Linked DNA regions of Mus musculus: regions 1 and 3 are each linked to region 2. The links are chromatin loops, found by intact Hi-C in ENCODE. Cell type or tissue: heart. All regions are shown on one strand. Region 1 has its middle 13 kb from the start of S100a9. Region 2 overlaps S100a13 (S100 calcium binding protein A13). Region 3 has its middle 2.8 kb from the start of S100a6.

What was found. Hi-C counts contacts between places; a loop is a spot of excess contacts. Peaks named below come from ENCODE experiments on the same cell type or tissue, not always from the same donor. Only the 100,000 strongest peaks of a DNase experiment are listed, where the experiment ranks them.
Region 1: it touches region 2 in a loop (4-fold over the local background); 2 of 42 quality-filtered maps call a loop at or near these places.
Region 3: a loop joins it to region 2, with 7 times the contacts of the local background. A loop is called at or near these places in 21 of 42 quality-filtered maps.

Annotation. Positions count from the first base shown.
Region 1 is chr3:90,707,310-90,709,809 of GRCm38, forward strand. No RefSeq gene overlaps it. Among named protein-coding and RNA genes, the nearest start is that of S100a9, 13 kb to the left of the region's middle. In heart, a CTCF peak has its summit at 1,461 (motif pointing left); no DNase peak of the experiment used is centred here.
Region 2 is chr3:90,524,146-90,526,645 of GRCm38, forward strand. S100a13 (S100 calcium binding protein A13) reads left to right here. Exons shown (of 4, transcript NM_009113.5): 4 at 208-436. The coding sequence ends at 351. Among named protein-coding and RNA genes, the nearest start is that of S100a14, 1.5 kb to the right of the region's middle. In heart, a CTCF peak has its summit at 1,478; a DNase peak (open chromatin) is centred at 1,496.
Region 3 is chr3:90,614,481-90,616,980 of GRCm38, forward strand. No RefSeq gene overlaps it. Among named protein-coding and RNA genes, the nearest start is that of S100a6, 2.8 kb to the left of the region's middle. In heart, CTCF peaks have their summits at 1,108 (motif pointing left) and 1,320; DNase peaks (open chromatin) are centred at 181, 481, 1,101 and 1,631.

The DNA of each region.
Region 1 (2,500 bases), 180 kb after region 2:
TTAGTTCTAAGTCTAATATGGACAGATCAGGTTGGGGCAGAAGAGATGATATTTGGACAGGTTGAACCAAGAGGTTGGAAATGGCTCGGATGAAATGAAGTTAGGTGGACAGATGACTGGTGTACAGGATGTACCTACTAAGTCCAAGTCTGGGGTGCTGGCGTAGATCTGGATGGGTGGAAGGGTTTGATGTAGCATGGGAAGAGCTTGGGCATAGGAAAATAGGTAAGGCAGGTCCTAGCAGAATTCTAGAGATCAGTTGTGGCATAGATAGTGGAGGTCAAACTAGATCAGAATACTGGCTATGGAGTCTGGGCTACATATAGCTGGTTGGGGAGAAGGCATGGATAGGAGGGTCAGGGAAACTCCCTGTTCTAGACCCTGGAGAAGGAAATGGGAGTTCTAGCCGTGTGGGCAGATTGGATGTAGTCCAGAAGGACTTGGGGGGGGGGTGCTCCAGGGCCTTTGGTGACTTCTGGTTTACTTATTGTTTTCTTCTGTAGAGGAAGTTAGTATCCCCCTCACCAAAGTTGCCCTTCAGGCCCAACACCACCCTGCCTGTCTGTAGGTAGCCACAGATAGCTCCTGAGAGACATCCTATTGTACACTGACCCAGAATGAACAGTTTGAGACAAGGGTGCCAGGAAGTTCAAATCCAAAGAGCTCCCAGGTGGTAGGTAAGGAACTATAGACTATTCTGCAATCTCTGGGTCCACACAAAGTCTTGATGATTAGCCACCCTGAAGGCCACCTTCAGCCCTGCCTGCACTTTGGGCTACTCCCATATCCATGCAAGGGCTCTTCAGCTACCTGGCTTCTGAACTCTCATTCATAAGCTTTGTTAAGTCTGCACATTTCTCTCATTCCTACCTGGGCATCTCTGCTCAGAATCTCTGATTGCCAGGAAACTTGACATTCCAAGCTGAGAAAGCTGCTTGTCCCTTTCTTGTCCCTGGCTACAGTTCTCCAGTCCTTCCACCTCCCCTGGATGTTGCTGAATAAACTGTTGCCTTCATTTCACTTCCCACTGAAACTCCAGACCTTATCCCAAGACTTGGAGGTGTTATATCTCAGGAGCTTCCTGTTGCCTGGCTCCACCTCAGGCATCTCCTTGAAGTCTACAACCCTTTGTAGAAAATAACAGGCTTTTCCAATCAGCACACTGTGGACATTATAATTATTGGCTTTTTCGGTCTGTCTCCCTTACTGCATTATTAACCTGCTAACTCATCACTAGATAAGTTTTGCCTGCAGGAGACAGATAAACATTGGCTAAACACAACGAAGACTGTGTTGGTTTTGATAGAATGTATTTTAGAAGGTTATTTTCTACAATTAAGAAGTTGTGCAACACAGGACACATCAGGGAAGACGAGGGATTAGACTGTGAGGGAGATTCCTGTTGGGTAGAAGGTGACATCAGGATTATCAGAATGCATATGCTGCCACCTTATGGCCTGTCTATGTCATGACAGCTTCGGCAGTCTTTTGGACTCTAATTTTAAAAATTTTACATTTAATTTTTTTAGCCTTAATTAATTTACTTTATTTTTGTTGTATATGCTCCTGTATGTGGTAGCCACAGTTGGAGACTGGGTTCTTTTAAGGGAGTCTCTGTGGTGGATTTTCACAAGATGGTCAATGAATTCCCGATAAGGAGACTTGGTGAACACAGCCTCTGTGCAGAGGTTGGGGGTGGGGGTAGGGTTAAGTTGCTGTAGGTCTTGGAAGATGGCACTGAAGATGGCTTTGGCAAAGTTGCCTAGGGTGGTAGTGAAGCCCCTGGATGATGTGGAACAGTCATCAATACTGGTGTTCAGCAGCAACTTCTTGGGCACAGGAGTAGAGATGATGCCAGTGCCTCTTAGGGAAAGGATGAGATGTGCCATCACAAGCCACAGCTACCGGTCACCTCGAATGGAACAGTGTAGTGTTCGTCAACCCTATTCCCTCAGTAACTTCTCTGCCCTGGGATGATGGCCAAGATGATGGTCCCTCTGATGGCAATGGCTACTTCTTTGGAGGATTTAGCACCAAGACCAAAGTGACCATTGTAGTCTCCAGTTGCAGTCAGAGCCTTGAATCTGGTTGATTGGTCAGCCTGAGTCTGCTCCCACACCAACACGATCTTTAGAACTTCAGCCTTTAGGGATGTGCCCAGGAAAAAGTCAATAATCTCAGATTCCCTGATGGTCAGGAAGAACAGGTGGATCACCTCCCAGGGTCTTGATCTTCATGTCCTTAACCAGGCAGCTCAGTTGGTGATGGAAATCCATTCCTTGCCTTTGGCTTTACCTCCATGAGCCCTGTGTTCTCAAGCATGAACGTGGGTCTCAAGTCTGCTGCTAAATCTGCGGAAGCTGCATAGCCTCCTATTGGCCATTTGGTGTTTTCCCAAAGAAGTGACCACTACAGGCTCTGCACTGCGTCTGGGCAGCATAATAGAGCTGGCTATGGAGGTAGGAATCTGGGTGAGCTAGTCCTGAGGGTGTGACAGGGG
Region 2 (2,500 bases):
GATGAAAATGAGCAGCAATGGCGGTAGTGTTTTGTGAAGGAGGAAGGTAGTTTACGATCAGCCATAGTGTCTGCTCGTGTCCCTCGGATATGAGACCTCCAGACCAGGAGTAGGTGCTGGCGCTGTCTGAGGGAAGGCATCTGCACTCCTCTCTCTCCCTGCCCCGAGAGCCCTGGTTTCTAACCTTTGCCTTTTATATCTTCTTAGGACGTGGGCTCTCTAGATGAAAAGATGAAGACCTTGGATGTGAATCAGGACTCAGAGCTGAGGTTCAGTGAATACTGGAGACTGATTGGAGAGCTGGCAAAGGAAGTCAGGAAGGAGAAGGCCCTGGGGATCCGGAAGAAGTAAAGCTTGCTGTCCAGCAGGACCTGTTGGGCAGAGCCAGGCAGCACTCCACCCCTGCCCCCAAATAAAGCTTTCTTCTTGAAACACAGATGCTTATTTATTTATTTATTTTAAAAGATTTTATTTATTTATTATAGTAAGTACACTGTAGCTATCTTCAGACACACCAGAAGAGGGAGTCAGATCTTGTTACAAGAGCAGTCGGGTGCTCTTACCCACTGAGCCATCTCACCAGCCCCAGTTGCTTATTTATATACACCACCCTGATTTCTTTTCTTGAGACTGGGAGTTGGGAAAGCTATATCTTTACCTGAGATGAAAACATGAAGATTATGGGTACTTTGAAGACAAGGAAAGTGGTTTATATTCAAATATCCTACAACATCTAGAACTATGTGGTTTATTTTTATTTTTATTTTTGTCCCCCTGTTGTTGAGGACAGAACTCAGGTCCTTGAGCATGTGTGACATAGCAACAGATCTTGCACTAAGTAGATGCTCAATAAATACATAGTTGATGAGTGAAAAAAGTACAGATATTTGAGGCAGGCAAGGCAGCTTTTGGAACTCGCCTCCATGTCTCCAGTTCCCAGTTTCCCCCATATAACTCCTAGAGTTTGTTCTTCAGCTGGTAATGGTAATAATGAACATCGCTAAACATTTCATCTGTATTACCCTAGTTAACTGTCACAGCTGTTAAGGCTAATTCAATTAATTTTTACAGTGTTGAGGATCAGAGTAAGATCTTGCATGTTAGGCAATTGGGAGGAGCCATACCCCTAGCCCTCTCTTAGCTTGCTTTTTTTTTTGTGTTGTTGTTTTTTTAAAGATAAGAGTCTTGCTACCTTCAACAATCCTCCTGCGTCAACTTCACAGGTGCTGGGATTACAGGTGCATTACTCCATCTGGCTCTGAGGAAACATTGTTGGGGAGGTTAGGTTACGAAGACAAGAATGGCTAGAACTGGCCTGGAGAAATATTGCTCAAATATGACAGGGAGAGGGAGCTGTGGTAGTTGGAGCATTTAGGGACAGAGTTTTCCCTCCCAAGTATCCTCTGACTTGAGGAGCAAGTGTTTTGTATAACTCACCACTAGAGAGAGTAGGGGTGTGGCAGTGATGTAAGCCCTGGGTTGTCACTGCTGTAACTGTGGATGTCCACTTGGGGCAGCTAGTCAACCAGAGAAAAATTAGCAGAGACAAATTCCCCATCAAGAGGCAGGAAAGAGGCCCCAGAGGGACCCCAGAGGGATGTCGGTAGACACATTTGAGAGGTTTTCCGAATTCCTGGCCCTTCAGATGACGAGACCCTTGTAGGGTCTCCAGATTGATGCCTTTCAGAGGTCTCTAAATGAGACATGTAGACAAATCCCTGATTGAGACCAGAAATACAGGAGCCCTCCAGCATGTGACACAGGAAGACTGTCTGGGCATATTCTCTGATTTCAGAGTAAGGAAGGGAATTTTGACTCTAGGTCCATGCAATCCTTCCACTGACTCCTCTGTCCTTCCACCTGTCTCTGCTTCCCTGTGGCTTTAGGCCCTAGGTCCTGGGCAGGTAGGAAGGCTAGTTGGGTTAGTCACAGTCCTAGGAAATACAGTTTAGGTTTCCCCTGGGGTGCCTGGGTAGTAGCTTGGAGGGCTGGTATTGAGATGCCGTTCAGGGAGAGGGTAGGACTTTGAAGGAGGGAGGAGGTAGCAGTGTAACCAGTTTGGAGAGGTGGTTACCTGCCAGGTAACTCCTTTGAGCTTGCACATGTGCACCCTGGGCTGCTGCAGGGTGCTGGCAGGACTTCAGGTGAAGGCTCAGTGCCTTCCCAGTACTGGGACACACTCCTCTGGCCTCTCCTTTCAACCTTTCATCTCTAGGCTGTCAGGACTGAGAGGCTTGACTCTAGGTTTCAGCAGGCCCGAGTGATCCAAGCCAAATTAGCTCTAGTTGGAAGGGAGAGGAGAAGAGAGATGCCAAAGCACAGAGATCCATGGGCCTCGTTCAAGCTTCTCCTTCCATAAGCTTCCGTTGATCAGCCCTTGCTTCTCTTTTGTCGACCCCCTCTGCTCCCCTGCATCATAGCTGCCTCAGGTTCTTACCCTCCTAGCTAAGATCCCCTCTGCATCTCCCTAGCTTTTCTTTTTCCTCTCCCTGTGACTCTG
Region 3 (2,500 bases), 90 kb after region 2:
AGTGGTCTTAGTCACAGTTAAACTCTGGGAGTAGTAGCTCATTGGCCCACCAGGCCAGGTCTGCCAGCTGACCAGGAATCTTTATGGGTATTAGAAGAGGAGGCCCCTCTAGGCAAAGCCACTCTAAACAAAGGCTCAATCAAGTGACCTTCAGGAGAAAGTGGCCTTTAGAGGCAGGTCTGCAGTAGTCCCAGCAGTCTCCTGGCAGACACACTTTGGTCTGGGTGTGGTGAAACAGGGAGTACTAGGTGGGCCCTGACGTTGGGCAATCCACCTTTTCACTGTGTGTTTGTGTGTTATATGAGGGAGGCGTGGGGAGAGGCACATCTGAGGTGAGCAGGGAGGGACACAGGATGACTGAGTTTTCCGTAGCTGCCTGTGTTCCAGTTGGAGGTGGAGGAGACTGTAGGAGACGGTCCCTAGTGTCAGGTATGGGGTCCTTTTTGTTGAGCTAAGGAGCTGGCAGCTCCACGCACATGTGACTCACGAGGTGCTCGCAAACAGGGCAGGGCTGGGGTCCCGAGACATGCCAGATGCGGCATCAGGCCTTTCTGTCAATATTGACCCAGCCTGTCCCTGCAGAATGACTCATGGGGCTACTTCCCTGGAACGTAGTTGAACCCTCAATCCCTATCAGAGTAGATGGCCAACGGAGTAACTGTCTATTGTGTACAGTTAAATCATAGGTGTGGGGGAAGCTGTGTGTGATGTGTCTGGGTGTCATGGAGACAGCATTTGTTGCTATTCCTCCAGGGAAGGCCTAACCCAAGTTGGACAACATCCTGGCCAAGCCCCGAAGGGCAAAGATCTGGACTTCATGTGGAGACCATAGCTGTTTTCACTTCTTACTACCCACCCCTTCTCCAATCCACTTAAGACGTTAAATGGTCTTCCCATGCTCTGGGTGGGGCAAATAAACAGCAACAGCTGTATTTCTTAAAAACCTTTCTTCTCCAGCAGTGTCCTGGTCTTACCACGTTGTTGGACAGCCAGAGGGTCCCCGGGTGGGCCACCCCCATTCCATGCTGTTCAGTATAGGCTCTATTCAGTGGCTCTGGAAAAGTACACCACACCCAGTTGTTGATACTTTGGGGTGTGGAGGGATCGCCCTCTTGTGGACAGAGAGCAGGTTACTGGTAGGGAGGCTGCGGTTGGTGGTGGTGGTGGGGCGTGTCAAGAAGGAGTGGGGGGTGGGGGGAGGAGCCTGGCAGGTGGGCATAGGAAGAAAGTCAGTTAATTTTCTGAGCCTTGTGGAAGGAGCACCAGCGGCACCGTGGATGGGAGCCAAAGCTTAAGAGGTCTGGGCTGTGAGAGGGGGTTGGAATTAGCTATTCAGGGAATGTAAGAGTCGAGCCATCGTTTAGTTCTCAGCAATCAACCCTACTTCATCCGAGGTACATCTATGATAAGCAAGTCAAGGGAGGGAAAGTTTTGTTAAAGACAGGTGGAATCCAGTCCCATCCTGCCCTCCTCTTTCTGTGGTTAGATGGTCAGACAATCATCTAGGCTCTTGGAGGGCAAGGGGGAATTTTTTTTTCTTTTAGGTACAGGGCCTGGTGGTGGAAGGAGATGCTTGGTCCCTTAGGAGGCCGGCAGGCAGGCTTTGCTGTGTATCAGGATCACAAGGCTAGAGAGGAGATGAAGGTGCAGAGCTCATCTGCTAAATAAAACTTCACCTCCCTGGGCATGATGGTGCACTTCTTTAATGCCAGCACTCAGGAGGCAGGCAAATGGATCTCTGTTGAGTTTGGGGCTAGCCTGGTCTACACAGAGAAATGCAGGCCAATCAGGGCTGTATACTGAGACCCAGTCTTAATGAAAAAGTGAGGTGGGTGGTGGGGTGGGGTGGGGTGGGGTGGGTGGTAGGGGGAAGCTTTGAAAAAAGGAACAAAACAAAACAAAGTGAGATAAAATGAGTAGCAAAACATTTGCCTGTGTTGGGGGTATAGTTTAAAACTGAGACGTAAAGGGCCATTGACTGGAAATTTTGGTGGGGGCAGAAGGCAAGGAGTGGAATTGGGTGTGGTCAGGTGTAGACTGACTTCTTTCATTAGTCCAAAAGATTTCAGGTTGGCTTTTGAGCATCGTCTAGGTCCCCAGGAGAGGGTTGGAGCTGGGGACTTTGTAGTGGATTCCTTCCCTGTACATGGCCGAAGACTATACCCAGAGGCTGGGCAGAGGGCATGGTCCTGCTCTCCCTTTTCCTGTAGTCAGCTCTATTCTTTCTTTGCCCTGCCTAAGTAGCACTAACCCTATCATCTAGTTACCCTTACACATGGGAGGTTGGAACAGTGGCAACTGGGTCCATAAACTGGGTGGTCTCCCAGGTTGGCTGTTGGCATGGGACTGACTTGGGATGTATTATCTGTCCTCTGCCATGGATATCAGAAACTGTCAAGAACACCAGCACCACTTCCCACAGTGTCTGTGTTCCACAGTACTTGCATTTGTACAGGGTGTTACTACAGTTACTGTGGCCTCATCTCCCAAAGAATTATGT